Regions from separate parts of the Homo sapiens genome. Here region 1 is linked to region 2. Evidence: chromatin loops called from intact Hi-C (ENCODE). Cell type or tissue: endothelial cell of umbilical vein. All regions are shown on one strand. Links, peaks and the distances in the headings refer to the core of each region. The heading gives the core; the rest is flanking DNA.

Region 1 (10,879 bases), core at 2,309-7,308, 860 kb before region 2:
ATGAAAATATGTTTAACATTATCTACCAGGAGAGAAATATAAAAACCACAGTATGTGACTAAATCTGTCATAATGACTAAATAAAAAGCTGCGAGCAAAACAAAAGTAACTTCATTAAAAAATGGGCAAAGGACATGAACAGATACTTGTCGAAATAAGACATACAAGTGACTAACAAACATATGAAAAACTGCTCAGCATCACTAATCAGAGAAATACAAATCAAAACCACAATGAGATACCATCTCACACCAGTCAGAATGGCTACACTAAAAAATAAAAATAGGGCCTGGGTGGTGGCTCACGCCTGTAATCCCAGCACTTTGGGAGGCTGAGGCGGGTGGATAACGAGGTCAGGAGATTGAGACCATCCTGGCTAACACGATGAAACCCCATCTCTACTAAAAATACAAAAAAATTAGCTGGGTGTGGTGGCGGGTGCCTGTAGTCCCAGCTACTAGGGAGGCTGAGGCAGGAGAATGGCGTGAACCCAGGAGGCGGAGCATGCAGTGAGCCGAGATCGGGCCACTGTACTCTAGCCTGGGCGCCAGAGCGAGACTCTGCCTCAAGAAAATAAAAAAATAAAAAAAATATATAAAAATAAATGTAAAACAGGTGCTGGAGAAGCTGCAGAGAAAAGGGACTGCTTATACACTGTTGCTAGGAATGTAAATTAGTTCAGCCACTGTAGAAAGCAGTCTGGAGATTTCTCAAAGAATTTAACACAGAGTTACCATTTGACCCAGCAATCCCATTACTGGGTATATAACCAAAGGAAAATAGGTTATTCTATCAAAAAGACACTCATATGCATTCTTATGTTCATTGTTGCCCTATTAACAATAGCAAAAACATGGGATCAACCAGGTGTTCCTCAATGGTATATTGAATAAAGAAAATGTGGTGCATATGCACCATGGAATACTATGAAGCCATAAAGATAATGAAGTTATGTTTTTTGCAACAACATGGATGCAGATGGAGGCCACAATCCTAAGTGAATTAATACAGGCACTGAAAACCAAATTGAACTTGTTCTCACTTATAAGTGGGAGCTAAACTTGGAACACACGTGGACGTAATTATGGGAGCAAAGATACTACAAACTACTTGAAGGGAGAGGCAGGCAGGGGGCATAGGTTGAAAAACTACTAATTGGGTACTATGCTTACTACCTGGTTGTTGGGATTCATACCCCCAAGCCTCAACATCATTCAATATTCTCATGTAACATGCTTGCACATTTGGCCCCATATCTAAAAAAAAGCTGTAATGTTTAAAAATGAATAAATAAAATTAATTAGGAAATATCCTAAAAGCCCTATAAAAACAATTTTCATGCTATATTGTTTTTGGTAGATTGTAAGGTCTTTGAATATTTTCTGTGACAGTGGTCACTGTACGTTTGCACCCTAATGAAATAAAAGTGAATCTTTGGCACAACCATCCTGAAAAAATAGATTAAAAGCTATGAAGGCTGGGGGCGGTGGCTCACACCTGTAATCCTAGCACTTTGGGAGGCCGAGGCGGGCGGATCACGAGGTCAGGAGCTCGAGAATATCCTGGCTAAAACGGTGAAACCCCGTCTCTACTAAAAAATACAAAAAAAAAAAAAATTACCCGGGCGTGGTGGTGGGCGCCTGTAGTCCCAGCTACACAGGAGGCTGAGGCAGGAGAATGGCGTGAACCTGGGAGGCAGAGTTTCATACCCCCCCACATCTGATGTTTCAAAATGATATTTGTGCACATATTTAGTTGTTATTTTCCCTGGGTGATAAAATTAACTGTATATGGGTTTTTTTTTTTTCATATTTAGGACATTTGACATATTTTAAAAGGAATTAATCATTTTTTTCTCCAAACCTGTTCCTTTTGCATATTATTTATTACAGTTAAGGATATCATCATCCATCTAACTGCTCAAGCCGGTAAATACAAGGTTATCCTAGAAACCTTCTGCCTTGTTTAGCTCTCACATTTATTTGGTAAACAGGCCTGGATGATTGTGTCATCTAAGTGTTCCACACTTCTCTCTCCTCTTTTAAATACCTAAAGATAGTACATTAGGTCATCATAACCTGGACTATTAATTTATCTGACTCCACTCAATCCCTTGTCCATACTTCAATCAAATGATTTTTCTCAAGTAGAATCTAACCATCTCATAATTTCTCGACAAAATATTTCAAAGTATTTCCTTCCATCTCTTCTCTCCATGCCTTTGAAAAATGATAAACTCTATATTTCTCAGCATGTCATTCAATGGCTTGCATGATTCAGCGTCCATCTCACTCTATGGGTTCATATTTCTGTATTTTTCTTCATGCATCTTATGCTCCAGAAATTAATTGATATTAATTGATGCTGCTATAAGACCTTAAACTTATCCATGCCTTTATATTTTTGCATATGTGTCTTTCTCATTTTTCATTTCTTGTCCTGGAACATTCTCCCTCACTCCCTGCCTCCCTTCTTCCCTGCCCTTTATCTTTAATATATTAGACTGATACATAGTATCTCTCTCTCTCTCTCTCTCTCTATATATATATATATATAAACTATATTAGACTTTAATACATATATAATATATTAGACTTTAATGAATAATCCTCAAAGCAGAAATATACCTTCTATGAGAAAACTTTCTTTTACTACACCCTACTCTTAAATTGATTTACATATGTCTCTGTATGTGTGTATATCACAAAACTATAAGAAAACAAATGTTGCAAGAAATCAGACATACTCAGAAAAACAAGAGGAAATAATGGATACAAAGTTGATGTGGAGGAACAAAATGCAGAGCATCTCCTGGTATTTTAAGAAAATTAGAAATAGAACTGAAGGAAGTGTTATCCATGCTTCCCTGGCATGCGCAGGATTATTTACAGTAATACTTAAATCAAAAAGTTCAGATGCAGTATATTATAGTCCTTTTCTTAACAATGTCAATCATTTTAAGTTAGTAATGGAGTAAAAAAAACAGTCAGGTTTCAATAGCAGGGCAAAACATTGAAAGGACTTGAATAAAAAATGCTCATTATAGCATGTGCTGTAAAAATATGTGGTTCAGATTTCATTTTATGTAATTTTTGAAGAAAATAGAACATAGCTTGCATAATGCATTTCATAGCAATAATATTATTCATGATAGATGAATAAAACTAGAAAATTTGGTTTATTGCTGTGTGTCGTGTCTGAGTAATGGCTAAATGTACTAGTGCTTTCAATTAGTATCATTGCTTTATACAGAGAGTCAAGTGCAGCCAAATTGCATAGAGAGATGAACTGACAATTTGTCAATTCATTGGCTCAATTACATACCCAAAGAACCACTTTGAGTTTTAGATTCAGGGTGGATTATTTACACTGAACCAATTAACCAGTTCAATGATAAATGTCTACTCTGTGAACGTAACTTGGAAGTAAATATATATCTACAAATCATTTAAAACTATTGGCACTATCTCAAACATCTATGTGCCTACCTTCATACCTAACATAATAAAGAGGAAGAAAGTTACCATGTATTTGCTTATGGCTACTTGATCTGAATTCTTTACATTTAGAAAAGTGTTACATTCCTCAATGATGCACTTTAGAAATGGAATGAGGAGCCCTTAACAACAAGGAAATAAAATTGTATCTTTTATTTCCAAAAAATACGTAATTTCTCATACTAGTTTATGGTTTCCTAGAATACAAAGACTCTGTGCATATATTTTTCTAAGTAATCAATTATTGTTATTGGAATTGAAGTTGAATTCATCAATAAACAAAAATAAGATATTTTATGACATATTATAGAAAGTTACATTCAGTTACAAGAAGGATGAAATATTTCAATAAGAAATCCCCACATCATACAGAGACCACCACATATTAGCAGATATTTACTTGATTTACTTAATTTTTTACTTGATACGTTATATTTCCTTTTACATGCTAATTTCCTCGCTATATTTTTCAATCAGTACTTCTTAAGTATTTCAGGAATGTAAATCAGAATACACACATAAAAATAATCAATATTATGGGATTTTTGTTTTTTTAAAAAGACAACTCCAATTTGATCAAAATAAGACTCTTTTAGAAATGTGGTTCTAGAAACTGAGCCAAGGCCAAAAATAGAAACCTGCAAGGTTTGGGAAATGCAATATCTAAAAAAGCCTGAGGTTGCTCTAAATGCCTATGTTGGAAAATATATATGCTTCTGTATCTTTATCCTACAAGGTTCATTTGTTCATTATTCCCCAGATTCAAGCCTTTGCAAAAAATGTTTCCTCTGCCTCAGTAATGTAGTCATAACAATTTTTGTGATTTCGCTGAGACCTCTGACCTTTATGAAGCCATCCTTTAGCATTCTAGCCAGTACTGAGCTTTATTAATTCGGTACCTGTAAAGCACAGGGTGAGATATAAATACAGTGACGTGCTTTTTCAAACTATTTTCTGATATTCATATTGTTGTATTGTACCATAATTTATAGCATCATTTGTTTTGCCTTATTAATTTGGTTATAATTTCCTGAAAGGATTGACTGCACTTTTATTTCTTTTATATTTCCATAATGATTAGCAATGCCTGATCTTTGCTATCATATCACTCAGTTATACTTTTTGAATAGGTCTTACCACTTTCTGAAGTGATCTTGACCATCCATTTATGTACACACTTTTGTTCTATCTCTCTGCACTAAAACGTGAACTTAAAGAATTCAGGGACCTTGTCTTTCCTGATCCCAGCAGTCTCTCAATTCCTAGAACACTTTCTGCTTCTGAGTAGATCCTCAAATATTTGCGAATGAATGAACAGAGCTCTGATTATGTAACAATGGCCAATACTTAACGGTTTACTTGAGCAAGGACTAAGGAGTAAGTGTTATGAAAGTCCAGGCACTGTGAAGGATTACAAAGAGATCCCAGAGAATGGACCAGTAGACGCTTTCAAGCAAATTCTTTCCTTGATCAGTTCAGTGACTTGACAAAATCACTGACACTCTCTTAGCCTCAGCGTCTTGATTTCTAAAGTGAGGCTAATAAATAATTGTATTTCTTCCCTGTATAATCTTGAAAGATGGGTATGTGAAAATATTTGTCAGCTAATACACTATAGCCATACAGTGCTATGATATTGGTACCTGTGCTCCCTGAATTGGTTTCTCTCAGATTAATTATTTTCAGAACTTTAATAGATGTTAGTAAGTAGACTCTCTCTGCATGTATTAATAAATGTATAATTATTCTCTAGAGGTTTATAAAAGGTAATGTACATATATGTAAAAATGTCAATTTAGAGTTAAAATTAATATTCACTTTTCTGTCCATAGATGGCAGCAATGCACCAACTCTTACATAACTTAATAACATTGTGAAAAAGTTATCTGTATACTAAATACCATGTTCTCTTAATAGTACATGAAAATTATTTAAGGGGAACCATAGCATCAATAGAATATGAACAAAAATATATTTTAAAAATCCTCTGCTGCCAGTCTCAGGCTTTTATTCAGTGAACTCAAGGGTTGCTTCAGTTTGCTCAGCGTGGGAGTCTTTGTCATTTTAACTGGATGTCACAATAGATATTGATAAAAATAAACCTCTTTTTAGATAATAGCAATTCAAAACAACACCAAGAAAATGCCCCGTCTTTCAGTAGTGGCTATTAAAAATGGATTAATACATGCACGCAGCCCTCTTTTATTTGTTTAAAAACATTAAAATGACTAGAAAGCGCTTAAATAAAGAAACCTCTTGTACAGAAAGAATAAGGGAAAATAAAGAAAGGAGATTTCCAGATATAGACCTGAAGACAAAGCAAACCAAGAGAAATGGGCCCATGGGAGACAAGAAAAGCTACAAGATGAGATTGAACTGGAGAGAAATATAATAAATCTAAACAATGCCTCAGAATGCCTATCGGAGTACAAAACGTATTTTGGTCCGTTATTGAATTTTGTGCCTAAAAAATTCCCTATCACATGTTGAATCAGATTGTTTTTGTTTTCCCTTCCTAAATTAAAAGTTCATTATAAATACTTTGAAAAATTATACCTATGTTGAGAAGGCAAGTTGTGAAAGAAATATATTTCCATTTTAAATCAAGAGAAAGAAAGTGGTACAAAATTTCTGTGATGCAACATTTAAAATCTGAAAATAATCTCTTGGTATTGAAAATATGTTAGCACTTAATTTAAATGATTTGGTACATACATTTAAAGAAAAAGACATTTAATATATATATAAAGAGAAAGGGAGAGTGGAAAGGCACACCACACAACTGTCCAATATAACTAAAGATAAATGAAGCCCACTGGAGGGAAAGGACTGTTGCATTTCAGCATCTCACAAGGTTCAAAGCAAAATTCCAAAACAGCTTACAGATGTGGGATTTATTCATATCAAGGGTAGGTCTTTTAATACTGACTTATTTAGCTCTTTAACTCTAAAAAATTCCTAAATCCTGTAAATCCTCCAGGGCCTACTATCTAATTATATTGCATATCCCGCATTTCTACCCAATAAAAACTGCCTTATTATTTAATGACTTGACTTTGGAGTCTTTGAAGACTAAATTCTAGTCTGCTGGAAATGAATTTTAAAATGTTTTCTTTTTGCCATAGTTTTAAATTTGGGCCTATATTTTCCATCTCATCATTCCACAATTTGCCATAATCACATGTTTTTCTAAGTAAATATATTTTCACCAATCCAGCAGTACAGATTGAGAAATTATTCTTCAATATTTTGTATTGTTTATTTTTTTTGAGACAGAGTCTCACTCTGTCACCCAGGTTGGAGTGCAATAGCGTGATCTCGGCTCACTGCAACCTCTGCCTCCCAGGTTCAAGTGATTGTCCTGCCTCAGCCTCCCGAGTAGCTGGGACTACGGGCACATGCCACCACGCCCGCCTCATTTTCGTATTTTTAGTAGAGACGGGGTTTCTCCATGTTAGCCAGGATGGTCTCGATCTCCTGACCTCATGATCCACCTGCCTTGGCCTCCCAAAGTGCTGGGATTACAGGCGTGAGCCACCGTGCCCGGCCCAATATTTTTTCTCTTATTGTGAAACTCATTTCTAGACCAAAAAAATATATTCACTTCATGTTATTAGCTCAACATGTATATATTTATATTAACACATAGAAAATAAAATCAACAGTAAGTTCCAAGTTTTTTGCATTATCCTCCCAGAGGAAATAAAACTAACAGGATCAGAAAAATGTGCAGAGAAAGTGTATTTGAAACCAGATTTGGCATAAATTTCAAACTCTCTATTGGTCATATGCTTGGGTTTTAAATTTTTATAAGTTTGAGAGAGGAATCACTCTGATTCTCCTCATATATGCATTAAAACAAATGTGTATTCGAAATAGATTTATATATTTTTTCAAATCAATCTATAGATTAAGATGTATCAAAAATATCTCAATTACTAATACATGAAAAGGTGATGATGGCAGTGAATATTTGTAGAAAGGATAAACTACTTTCTATTTTTGAAAACTAATCTTTTGAAAAGTAAAAGCTTTAAAAATTTTATTATTTCTTTCTTGAATACAACAGTTACTCAGTTGAATTAAAACATAAGGTTCATATTGAACATTGTGTGAAATGTTAATTTTTAAAAATTATCTCCCAAAATGATGTCGAGGGAAAATAACCTATATTGGTTATATCTACATTGAAATATTACTTGGAGGGGTATAGTTACATAGGGAATTATTTTTAGAAAAGTGATTTTATTATGATCATTTACTGTTATTTTGAGTCCCCTTGTTATTTTGAGTGAAAAGATAAGCACAATCTTTATTAAAATAACCAACACAAAAATATTAGTGGAATTTTATAATTGTCCTTTGTCACTTTAAAAACAGTTGGAAAGGTTGAGACTCTACTGTTAAGGAAAAATACAAAACTGTTTCAAGTCAATTTGTACAGCTGGTTTCAAAATCTCTGGCAAAATTAAAATCGCCAATTCAAATGACAAAATGTGTTTTCTGAATGAGTTGTTAATCACTAGAAAGTAAATAGTACAGCTATCTAAAGGAAATTATTTCTGAGACAGATATGTCAAGTAATTTAATCCCCAAATATGTGTGTTATTTTATCATCTTAGAGATGAAAAAATAATCTCTCTTGTTTAACGAATAGTAAGCGATACGGTAAAGAAGGTGCCATAATATGTATGACCAAATGTCCTTGTGCTAGAGTTAGAGTAGGGATCAGACTGCAAATACAATTATTACATACATGTTTAAATGTCTTCTCTCCATTAACAGAAATGATGAAGCTCCTAGAAAGCTAAATGATTAAAAATGTTGGCGGTGGGTGGAGGACAGATTCTAATCTGAAATGCACAGTGTGTATGGCTGCATATCTCAAAAAGCTGTTACAGTGATAGAAAAACAGAAACTGTGAGTTGTACAGTGTTTTTCGAAAGCCAGGGTGGTTGAAATTAAAATGCCAGGAATCAGCCATATGATATGTGGTGCACCTTCTCAGGAGGAAAAATCGGAGGAGGTATTCTAGCATAAAAAAGTCACCATTACAGTATGAGGTATTAAAAATTGCCAATTAAAAGCATATAAAATTATAGTTCATATGGTTCTGTCTTTGAGAATTTAGTTGTAGACTATGGTTCTTTCGCAAATATCTAACTGTTACCAATAGAAGGCAGGAATATTCTGACTCTGAAATTAAGGTCTATTTTTGCATTCTCATTTGTTGCTGTATGCATAAATGTTACAATTTTGTTATGACGAAGATGCTGACATAAAATACCTATATAATAAAATCGTGATATTATATATGTTGAATACACACACACACACTATAGTGTGTATATATATATACACACATATATATAATATATTTTAACATTGTAGGGAATAATACTATATATATATATATATATACTATACATAGTATATATATATTTTTTTTTGAGACGGAGTCTCGCTCTGTCGCCCACGCTGGAATGCAGTGGCGCGATCTCCGCTCACTGCAAGCTCCGCCTCCCGGGTTCACGCCCTTCTCCTGCCTCAGCCTCCAGAGTAGCTGGGACTACAGACACCCACCACCACGCCCGGCTAGTTTTTTGTATTTTTGGTAGAGACGGGGTTTCACCGTGTTAGCCAGGATGGTCCGCGCCCGGCCGGAATAATACTATATTTCAAAGCCTTTCATTGCTCCTACCCATGTGTTAGCTTTTTATTATATTAAATTTACTGCTAATTAATAAGTGCTTATTGATAATTGAACTGAATATTTTGTCCTAAAAATGAAAGCCCTTCCTAGCCGTACTGCATAGTCAACAGATGTGTAACAGAGACCCTTCTTTTCTAATTCCATATCCCCTCCTATAATTATAAGACAATTAAAACTGTTACTGGGTTCATAACCAAAACACATCAACAGATCAGGAGTTTTATTGTCATAACCCCTTAGGATATAGATGGCACCTTTCCATGTTGCTAGTGCAACTACTCGATGTTTCAACACATTTGTTACACAAACTGTTTGAATTTGAGGTTCCAGTCTTCACTTATTTTTACTATTGTTATCTCTTATTCCATGGTTAAACATCTACATGACATTTTATTTAATGGTTTTTCAGTGAAAAGTTATTTACTACAATGGATTCCTTGCCAAGTGGAGGTTATTCCTGATAATTGCTGAAGATTCCTTGTTACCACCACCATGAATTTTAATGCTGTCTAATGAGTCAATTCTAGTGATGAAGGAAACCCCAGGGCAGAGTGAAGACTGTCACTTTTGGAATAGCAGAGGGCATAAATGATCCCTCTAAGCCCAAGGGTTGGAATAGAGAAGATGAGGTAGAAGGAGGTTTAACAATGGAGACTCTTGCATAAACTAAGTGGCAAATACCTTGACAGGTTACAATTACAATATTTCTGCCAAGATGGAGTATGACATCAGAACTCTAGTTAGTTTGCATGATGAAAACATAAAAGTAGCCTCCGTGATATAGAAGATATACAAGAGAATTTTGTTTAGCTAAATCACAAAGCACGAATAAGATAAATGTTTTTTTTTCTTCTACTGACAGACATTTTGAAAAACATCATTTATTGGGCATTTACTGTGTGTTAGAGCCATTACATATAGTACTAATAATAACATTGTGAGGCAGAAATATGTATTTCCTTTTGAATGTTAAGAAACTAAGATTAAGAGAGATTCAATAAATTGGCCTTCTAGGCATAGCTCAAAGGCACAATGCTCCAACTGGGAATTGGGCTTCTCTGACTACAGAGTTAACTATTTTCATGATGCCACAACTTTATCTTGTTTTACAGCGTGTTTTTATAGAGGTATGACCCAACTATGTGGAAACAAAGAGTCAAAAGACATAATACGGATCTAATGGGCTTTTATTTGCAATTCATGAAATGGTTAAGCCTTCGTTCTGCAAAACAGAATTAGAGCTCCACTGAGCAGTAGCAGAGCAATGGGTTTTATAAGATGGGAACAAGGCAACAGAACATCAGGAAAAGGCTCCTTGGTTAACATCAGGTTACTTCAAGCTACTTTTTCCTAAGGGTTCAAGCAAAGGGGTGTTCCTTATTACAATGACTCAGGTAAACTGGAATCTCCTGTTTTCAGGAAAAAACAAACTGGTCTGTGTGGAGATTTATTTGCTGCCTTCCAATTTCAGTTTCATTGTGTGGCATTTAGCATGAGTGACTCCATTTTGGTTTGGTCTGATCTGTTGGGACCCGGTGTAGGAACTCAGTCCAAAACAATGGGCTCCCATAATTTTTGTTTAACCATTGACAGGAAACGCAGCCACTGGCATTTGCCTGGAGCAGTAGTGTCAAGGCTGATTAACAGAGGAGAGAGAAGTTGAGTTGTG
Region 2 (10,879 bases), core at 2,447-7,446:
AGCTAGAAACAGATTCATTGACAGTGTTTTTTCTTATTACAATTTGGGAAAAGTCATATTATCTGATAAATATAATGAATAGTTAGTATGTTTTATTAAAAAACAACTGTACATTTTGACCAGTACAACAATGGACAGGCTGAATGAATGAATAAAGTGAGTGAGGATTTTCTATTACAATTAAAGGCAAAAATAATTCCATAAAATGTGTATATGGTTTTAAATTACTATGTATAATTGTTGTACAAATGTTTTGTTTCCCTAACCATTAAGTTGTTGGTGCATAGGTTTACTGTATTCCTCCACTGGTAAGATTCTGGATACTAAAAGGAAAGCAATTTGTGATTAAAACTTTTCTTCAGAATAAGTCAGTCACAACAATGGAAACTGAAAGTTGTCAACATTTCAGCCTCATACAGCAAGACTTTACCTATATTAAAATGTATGTTTGAACATATGTAAATTTGACAAATTCAAACAAAAATAACCATAGCCTTATTAACAACCAACATGTTGTTATGGGTGGCATACATATTATATCATCAACCATACAAAAATGTTTAATCACTTCTTAATATTAACAACGAATCTCTCATTTATATGCAGGACGATATTGTTTCAATTTTTTCTAGATTGACTTCTGACCACCTTGAGGATTCTGTGTATATCAGATGATTTATATGTCACACTTATCTATGGGCTCATGTGCTTTCTGAGACCACTTTGACATTATCTAATGCGTGAATAGCCCCTGCATGTACACATTGGTGCTGATATTTGCATTTGTCTTGTTGGTGCTATTGTCCCTGATAAAGAGGACTGGTTTTTTCATTAACAGTAATTTTGAACATGTGTATGTAAGTTTTATAAGATGCAAGAGGATTCTTTTAATTGTCATAACCATATACATACAAACACATACACAATATAATTGTGCTGAAATCCATAGTACTCTAAAAATTCAGATCTTTTTCTATATCTACAATAGCATTAATCTTGTATATCCAAGATGTCTCATAATAACATATGATTCAAACCTTAGGATTTACAAATTAATTAGAATGGCCTCAGGTAAAATAAATATAGGCAAAAAAAAATCCATTCTTTCCTCAAAAATGTTTCTTCAAGTTTGTGATTGTTACTTCTTGCACATATGATAGTTTACAAAAGTATATTTCCTTTACACTAAGCCAAGAATGACATATTTGGAGCTGATTAAGTAACACAATTAACGTCATATGATATCCTAAAAATGATTGAGTTTAAAATGCAGAATAAAAGCAATTGGGAGGATTATGGCAGTTAATCATTTTAGGCATCCCTTTGAAGAATCACCTTCATTTTAAATAGAAAACAAATGCTCTTGTTACTGTTTAGTATTCATGTTGTTAGGTTGAATTTGTCGTCTGGAATAGATGTTTGCCTATAAATGCTACCTTCTGGTTTTATTCTTTTCTAATAGTACGATCATGACAATATACATATTTAGCTCTTCTGAGCATTTAATACAACTCCCTTTGGTATGCTATATATGATTTTACTCAGCAGATTTGTGTTATTAAAGTGTATATAATGGCATACAGAACATTTGGAATCCACATAGGAACTAAACAGTCTTATTTATTGTTAACATTCAACTAGTCTATTTTGCAGGTACCTTGCAGTAACTGTCATAAAAATGAGTAGTTAGACATTTTTAAATTGTAAGAACTACCTATTTGATTAACCACATATTTTATTTATGTAGCACAGAACTTATAAACCCTTCCTGCATTAGACTGGGCTTCACACATTCAATAAAGCACATTTACTGTGTCCAAGATTAAATCATACATTGTTTAAAATTAATTATTCCTTTTAATTGCATTGTATAAACAGAGATGACCTGTTAATTTAAAGAAAATCTATCAGCACAAAATGAATTCACTCATATAAACAAGCAAGATGAACTTGACCTTGTTTGAACTTGTTTTGATGTGGCCCAGATGGTAGGCTACATGCTTGAATAGCAGGCTAAAGCTGAGGAAAAACTCATATAGCAAGATCTAGATTTATAGCCTTCTGCAAATTCCTACCTTGTATTGTCCTTTCAGCATCTGTTCTGCCGCCACTGCGGTCAGCCTCTATCTCTGGGGTCAGAGAGTCTAAAAGCACAGAAAGGTAAGAGTGACACATATTTCATTTGATTCCTATTGTCCTTTAAAAAAAAAGAGCAACCTGTTACTTTGGTGCTGAATTAAAATTACGTAAATCTTTGTCATCTTTTAAAGGTTGAACAAAAACTGTAACCGTAAGAATTTTCGGAAGATTTGAACAGTAAGCAATGCAACATTGTTCATAAAAGAGGATGGGGTTCGGAAATTCTCAAATTACTATTTTATTGTGCTTCAGTAGAAAAAAATCTGGTTAAGCAGAGAAGTAATGCCAAGTCCCAGATGCTGGAGTTCAGTAAAAAACAGTGGAAGCACCTATAAAATAAGGCATTTTCCCCAACACGTTCTTCCCACCCTGCTTTCAGCTTCAAGTATAGCTGAATGAATCACAAGATATAGAAACATACAAAACTACAAACACATGCCTAAACTGTCCTTTAAGCATTAAAAATGACAGTTATTCATGCAATAATATACACCCTCTTACCATTTAAGACCCTGAGACTATCTGTTGAAGCTGCCTGTTTTAGCGTCTGTTCTGCTTGTTCACGCCGTTTCGTCTCAAACTCAAGTGCTTCCTGCAATTTTCTCTTTGCCTTCTTCTCCTTCTTTAGCCTCTTTTGAACTATGGCTAAAAAAGAGTGTATGCATATTATTATTATTATTTTTAAATTTTCATAATGCTGCTAATTTCCAAATGGTCTATATTTTTTATATTATTCATTTTGTTTTCCTGCTGAACTGAGTCTACCTATAAAAAGAAAGTTCCAAAAATCTCCACCTTTATCTAAAATAATTCCCAGTAAAATAATAAGAAAGCCAATTTTTATTTTAGCCTAGAACTATTACATTACAAGAATGGCTTTAATTGCCATATGTAAAGATAAATTTAATAGGAAACTAATTTTAGTAAATGTTTGTATTCACTGATAAAGGAAGCTTGATTAAATGAATTTTGTGGCTTAGTTCTCTGTCCTTGAATCACAATAGTGCAGAGTCATTTGGATAGTGCAAACGCTTATAAGCATGCCTCCTTCCTATTTCCTCATAGGGCATCAATTTTGACCAGCAAATGGAGCATCTCCCCTAAAAACGCTTTGGAAAGCAATGTTAGACCAACTCAGTTTTTAATAATTTCTTTCTTAAAATTTTAGGAAATGTAATAAATATTTTTTGTACACTAGAAAAAATACTTTTAATTATTGTTAATGTATAGAACAGAAATGTTTTTGTTTGGATGAAGTTACGATGATTTCCTGAGAATATTTTTCTCACAGCAAATTTACAGTACTATGATATATTTTAAGAAAATTATTCTACTTTCACTCTGCAGAAATCTGAGGCAGTATGAACCCCCATTGCTAATAATAATATGCTGCTGGTAACAATAATGAGCCTTTTATATTTAAAAAAATAGATAATACAAAAAGTTGATTATGAAACATTTTTCTCCAACTGGACAATTTAAATATTTGTATATGATACATACTCGATAAATAATAACTACTGTTCTTTACAAAATGTATATCAACTATGTTTTCTGGAGGATAATTGTTTTAACTTTTACTACATATATATGTATACATATGGTAACTACTCAGCATATGGGAATATGCATTTTTCTTTAAAATTATCTTTGTTGATGGTTGATAAACATTGTAGATATCAACGTGACAGACTCAGTATGAGAAAATGCTTCTCTTAGTCATGAAGACTAATCATTCCATATTTACTGTTTGATTTCTTACTACAGATTAAAGAACAGCAACATTTTTAAAGCAGAATAATCAAATTATAAAATAATAACGACTCAAGTATTTTAGTTTTAATTTCTAATTTCCACATAATCCTGTTTTTATTATTATATATATATATATATATATATATTTTTTTTTTTTTTTTTTTTTTTTTTTTTGAGACGGAGTCTCGCTCTGTTGCCCAGCCCAGGCTGGAGTGCAGTGGCGCGATCTTGGCTCACTGAAAGCTCTGCCTCCCAGGTTCACGCCATTCTCCTGCCTCAGCCTCCCAAGTAGCTGGGACTACAGGCACCTGCCACCACGCCCGGCTAATTTTTTGTATTTTTTAGTAGAGGCGCGGTTTCACCTTGTTAGCCAGGATGGTCTGGATCTCCTGACCTCATGATCCACCCGTCTCGCCCTCCCAAAGTGCTGGGATTACAGGTGTGAGCCACCGTGCCCGGCCTATTATTAATATTTTTAAGATGGAAGCTAATTTACATGTCAGGTGTATTGTTGCTGTATCATATATTTTTAAAAACCTGTTTGTATCAAAATGTACACTGGCTATGGTGTTATACGAAAAGAAATTGAAACTGATTTTAAACGTTAATTTCCCTTATTTAATGGTGTGCAAATCATGTGCTTACCTTAACAAAATTACCTGCCTACTGTTTCCCTTTCCAAAAATGATTATTTATGAGTCTCTTTGTAAAGAAACAGTAATTTCTGAAATATTTATTTGGATTGTACACTCTTGTGGCTCTAAAGGCTTAATACCCTGCACTTTGCCATTGACCGCTCACAGTTTCCTCCTACATGATTGAACCAAATGGGATCGTCATGTTCTCTCTCTTCAGGGTGATACACTGCTTCAATAGGCACATTCATAATAGATAAGTATTGATAGTTATTGCCTTGAATTTACTGTTCGTAATTAATTAAATGGGAACTTTACGGTGTGATCTGTGAATGTTTTGCCCTCTAGTGGTTAACGAAAGAAAACAGAATGTAAATCCTCCCAAAAGGTTTGAACCAATAAAATTCTGAAGGTCTCTCCAGTAACCAAAGGGTTACTTTAGGAATCCCCGGGCCTGCTTTTAAGTTCTGTAAAAAAGGACTAAACAAAATTAAGTGAGAACAAAATAAAAACATGGCTGTCTCATGGAAGCTGGTTCCATAGATTGAGTTCTTTGACCCAACTTATTTATTCACTTGGAATACAGCCATTATCAATGTTTACCTTGTTTTGATTATTTAAATACCTGAATCTATGTGAAGCCACATTATTTAGAACTGTGCTATACATCTGAGATGACAGTGTCCCAAAATGACCAACTTCCAGGAATACACTAACTGTTGCTTCGTAATAGCTAATAAAACAACCTGGTAAATCCTGCTAGTTTAAAGACAAAATAGAAACAACTATTTTTAAATGACCATTTCAAACATATAAAGGAAAATAATGTGGAGCATTTATATTGGATATATATTAAATGCATAGTTGAAGCAAAGAGGCAGTTGATTGTAGACAAAATAATCTTCAAATTCATACATAAAATAAACATGCAAATATAAATGACCTTCAAAATTATCTATAGATGCACCATACAGTGTGACAAAAGAAGCAGTTCACAGATCAATAATATTATTTTATCCAATAAGAATTTATATCAGTTTCTACTCTGTGTACTTGACCTTGTTGGATGAAAATGAGGCCTTCAGAAAGAAAATTATACAAACATTTAACTTTGGTCATTTGTTCAGATATTCATCCATTTTCAATTTCAGTTGATAAATATCTTAGTAAACCTGCTTCACTTGAATAATCAGTATTTTCTATTTTAGCTTTATGAGTTTAACTCAAGTTTTTCAAAGGGCAATTGTGAATTAACATAAAATTTTTCTTCATGGCTATCATTAGAGTTTATTCTTATCTTAAAGAACATGAATTTTTAAACTCAACAATCAATAAAAGTTATATAATTAATGATGTAATGGATGTATTTCAATTTCCTGAGGTAGGAACAGAAAAGAAAACATGTACTTTGGAGATTAAGAAATACAATGAGCCTAGGATTCAAATTCTGCTCTGAACTTTAGCTACCGTTAAATTAACAAAAATACTACAATTTCAAAATAAATCACCATCATAGTATTAATATGTTTAATATTTTCTGTAAATATTTAACTTATCTGGAAATTTGGAAATACCTCTATTCTTTTGTTCCATAGCCAACTGCTTCTCAAGTGTTTCCCTTAGTTCTCTTTCCCTTAAAAAATCCATCTTCAGCTCAGTTTTTTCCAGTTGGACCTGTTTCTCTTGAGCTCTGGCATTATCTATGGCAACTTTCAACAGCCCCTGTACAAAGAAGATATTCGGAATGGTAATATTTTAATACAAAGCAAATTTCGTTCATTACTTAAAAGCATTTTCAAAGCAAAGAACCCAGTGATCAAATGACCTAATTCTTTCGCATTCACTCTGCACTCACTAGAACAAATACTATAACTAAAGCATAAAACTCCTAAGTCTAATTAAACTATTTTCGGAAGACAAATATTTATGGCATGCAGGTTTAATTGCTTCTAATTAGAATATCTAGATCCAAAGCTAAGTAGATATTCTAATTAGAATATCTAGATCCAAAGCTAAATAAGGGCAGCACATAAGCATGTCTAAAAAATAAGAACTGAGAAGGAAATTAGGCTGAAACTCCTCCACAAGTAATTATCTGACATGGTTTATGCAACCTTCCAGGATTCTGGCAGTGCTCACCTTTCTCCTCAGAGCTCATTCTCCCACTCCCTACCATGAGCACATAGCCACAATGGTCTCCTTTTGGTTCCTCAATGCAACAATTTGTTTCTGCCCCCACGGACTTTGCTCTTTCTGTTCCCTTCCTGAATGCTTTTCCTCCAGATCTTTGCATGGCTCACACCCTCATTTCATTTCATCTTTGCTCAAAGTCACCATTCAAGAGAGGCCATCTCTTACTACCCTATCTCCAAATGTATCTTATTACTCCCTCCCTAAAATTCTTCATAGAATGTATCATTATGTGGTATTGACATATATTTATTTGTTTACTGATTTATGTTATGTCTTCTTTATTAAAATGTAAGCTCTCTGGGGCAGAGACATGTTCTCTCATTCAGGACTATGCCCCCAGGGCCCAGAAAGTGCCTACTATATACTAGATTTTAAAATTTCACAAATAGCAATTATAGTACTGCTACATTTTTCTTGAGATACGTAATATATTTAAGCGATCTAAAACTTGGTTTAGTAGTGCATTACTTTTTAAAAAGCCATTCAAGATGGTTGTAATAAACTCAGGATAACTTCTAGGAAATGATTAGACAGCATAATAATTTAAAAGAACATATGGAGAAAGCAAAGTTTATTCATACAACTAATGGTGAATATATAAATATGTATATATTTTGACATACTGTATGCTTTTAAAAATTAGCAGTATTTTAAGGTTCTTGAAAATTAGATATGGAAATATGTTAAACATATAAAAAGCATTCTCTGTTTTCTCTCCTAAGATACTTTGAAACAGTTACTAGTAAAAATTAGAGCTAAAACTTCTCTTCAATTCAGCAATACAAAATGAGTTTTTGAAGTAGAAGATATTTTGCCTTGGTCTGTGAGTGTCAGAGACTGAAATTTTCAACTGAAGTTAAAATGAGATGAAAGTTGATGTCATTTGTAGATGTACTCTAGGATGTGACTCCCTTGCAAGAAGACATTGTGAGCAGTTCGAATCAGGAATTTCTACTCCAGCTTGACTTGTAAGCGCAATAGACAGATAGTTTTACTTCAGTCTACCAATATAGTTTATAGCATTGCTGTAAGCCAATTTTATTCTCTTTTGACCACATACAAATTATTCCATATTTGCTATACCTGACCCTGAATCTCCTGGTATAATTCTTGTGATATGAAACAAGCTGAAGAAAGATTTCTCCGTGGCAGGTTGCCCCTCCCCACTCTTTTGTTTAACAGTAAAACATAGCTGCTAAGGAAACTGCCATCTTAACTCAATTCAACAACATTCCTGTGTAGGCTTCTTCTTCGTCAGGAACAAACAATTAGTAACAAATGAAAGAGATCATTACATCAAGTGCCCTTTTAGATCACCCCAATTAAAACTTTAGCTGTATTTTAATTCTAAGATACCAAATTCTAATTTTCTGCTCTGATTGCTCTTGTTGACTTATCTTTGAAAGATGTACTCTGTGTGCAATGTCTAGAGATTATTTAGCAAGATGCCAATGTTGGCACCACTTAATGTGTTGATTGGTTGTATTATCAGTAGCTGTTTAAAATAAATTACTATTAAACTATTATTGTCCTTGGCTGACAAAACACAATATTTTGGTGTTATTTAAATGTGAAACAATCATTATGAATAAACATGTTGAATAATGTTAAACTGCAACTCTAATTTGTGTAATTTTATATTAATATTCGTTGTAAAGAATGAAGTTGCTGAGAGCATTTATGTTTACTGTTTCCTTTTGTTACAATTGCTGCTAATGTGACTAATGGTAATACATTACCTATTCCTGCTGATTATGTCTGAAAAATATTAGCTTTTAGGATCCAATACTCTCTGGGACTACTTATAAGCTATATAAAATTAAATGTAATTTTTAGACTTTGTATCAGTGCATATCAGTAGGAGTCCAGTGTGAACAAAAATCTGTACTAGAGCCAAACTGATGCATATGCAAAAGTATGTTACCGCCAGTGACAGCTCTGCTTCAAAAAATACAGAAAACGGATTAAATTTCAGTGCAGCAGGGGGCTGGGAAAAGCAATAGGATGTAGTGTTCAGAACATCTACAAATCTTTAGGACACCATTGTAGCCATCAATGATAATAATACTTTCAGATTTGTGTAACTTCTGTAAAATTTCCAGGTTGATCACGTGCAAACGGTCACGTTAAATGCTGCATCTCACTTGGACATGCAATATCCAGAAAATGCTGTGGCAAAAATGTGAATGACAAAAAACGATAGAAGGTTTAAAGCATGATTTTTTCTCCAAGGGGAGGATGGTTCTTAGGATACTGAAGTCGGTTAATGACAAGTCTAATGAAATACATTTTAAGTTTATGCCACAGCAATGGTGAGAGACAATAGTTGATTGACCCCAAATTTTTTTTCTGAGTGAGACATAATGGTTGTTATACTACATAAATGTCATTGTTTTCTAAAATAATCTAATTTGTAAATTATTTTCATCATTTTTTAGAGATTGAGTTTTTTTTTTAAAGGGTACTGTATCTAGCAATGTTTCTACAGTTGATACGGCTTAGAAAGTACAATATCTGTCTATATAAGAAGACTTCAAATAATACTGCTAAGAAACATTTCTTAATAACCTAGCTAGATCCTGGAGGAGAAGCTTACTTGATCCATGTTTGTATTTAACATAAATTTATTTCAGAATCAGACAATATCTAAGGTTTCTCGAGTGTCACTGAAACTCATGTGATAAAATTTGTTCTCAATAATGTGTTGCTTCTAATGAAATTAAAACACCTTAGTTGAAGAGGATTTTAGCAATCACCATCCTAACCAAATACTTTTAAAGATGAGAAAACCAAGATGCAGAAGAATCAAGAGACTGACTGAAAATCCCAAATACTGAGTTGAGTGTGCCTAGATCAGAACTGTCCAGCTACTTAGTCTTCTTTATTATTCTTTTAATGTTTCCCTGGTCTCTTTTCAGGGAGAAAAAGAATAATGTCCCTTGGAATCAGGAACTTTTGTAGACCAAAAAACAAACAAATAATCAATAGTACAGTATCAACTGACAGTTTTTTTTTTTTTTTTTTTTTTTGAGATGGAGTTTCGATCTTGTTGCCCAGGCTGGCGTGCAAATGGCGCGATCTCGGCTCACTGCAACCTCTGCTTCCCAGGTTCAAGCGATTCTCCTGCCTCAGCCTCCCAAGTAGCTGGGATTACAGGCATGTGCCACCATACCCGGCTTATTTTTTTGTATTTTTAGTAGAGACGGGGTTTTGTCATGTTGGCCAGGATGATTTCAAACCCCTTACCTCAGGCGATCCACCCACCTCAGCATCCCAAAGTGCTGGGATTACAGCGTGAGACATGGCGCCCGGCCCAACTGACACATTTTCAGAGAAGCTTTTGTAACAAAATATAATACCATACTCTTTAATGCTATGATTATTGTCCTGCAACGCCGATGTATGACAGGAACAAAGAAGAGAAGACTCATAATATATAATTACGATTGAAAATAAAAACATATAATGTAGGGCCAATATATTTGATATTAGCTTCCCCATATTTTGAATTCAACGTCTATTTTGTTGGGGTTTATGCAAAGTCTTCTCCTAATTAATATTATATATAATTATATATTATAATTAAATTATGTATCAATAATTAAATTATGATTAAATTTAATGTTACAGTTAAAATTATTATATTTATATAAAAATTAATATAATAAATAACAAATAATACCTTATAATAAATAATATATTAATATAATATAAATGAATACATAATAAAATTATAATTACAATAATTTTTATAATTATAATTTTATAATTAAATTATAATTAAAATTATATATTAATGTAAATAAGGAAACTATTATTTTATTTTAAAATATATTGAAAAGTAAAGTAAAATTATTGGCCATGATATTGAAATGTAAAGAACTGAAGATAGATAATCAGAGTACAGTCATTCACCTCCATAACAACTTTTTGGTCCGCAAGCATATATGATGGTGGTCCCATAAGATTATAATATCATATTTTTACTGTACCTTTTCTATGTTTAGACACACAAATACTTGCTATTGTGTTACAGTTGTCTACAGTATTCAATATAGTAATCTGCTATACAGGTACATAGCCTAGGAGCAATAGGGTATACTGTATAGACAGGTATATACTAGGCAATATCCTCTAGGTTTGTATAAGTGCATTCT

What was found. A loop is a pair of places that touch in the nucleus more often than their neighbours do. Peaks named below come from ENCODE experiments on the same cell type or tissue, not always from the same donor. Only the 100,000 strongest peaks of a DNase experiment are listed, where the experiment ranks them.
Region 1: a loop joins it to region 2, with 35 times the contacts of the local background. A loop is called at or near these places in 5 of 110 quality-filtered maps.

The regions. Positions count from the first base shown.
Region 1 is chr13:70,618,139-70,629,017 of GRCh38, forward strand. No RefSeq gene overlaps it. Among named protein-coding and RNA genes, the nearest start is that of LINC00348, 390 kb to the right of the region's middle. In endothelial cell of umbilical vein, for the core only: no CTCF peak of the experiment used is centred there; a DNase peak (open chromatin) is centred at 5,343.
Region 2 is chr13:71,473,066-71,483,944 of GRCh38, forward strand. DACH1 (dachshund family transcription factor 1) reads right to left here. Exons shown (of 11, transcript NM_080759.6): 8 at 6,104-6,251; 9 at 2,641-2,784; 10 at 2,076-2,144. Among named protein-coding and RNA genes, the nearest start is that of DACH1, 390 kb to the right of the region's middle. In endothelial cell of umbilical vein, for the core only: a CTCF peak has its summit at 4,834 (motif pointing left); no DNase peak of the experiment used is centred there.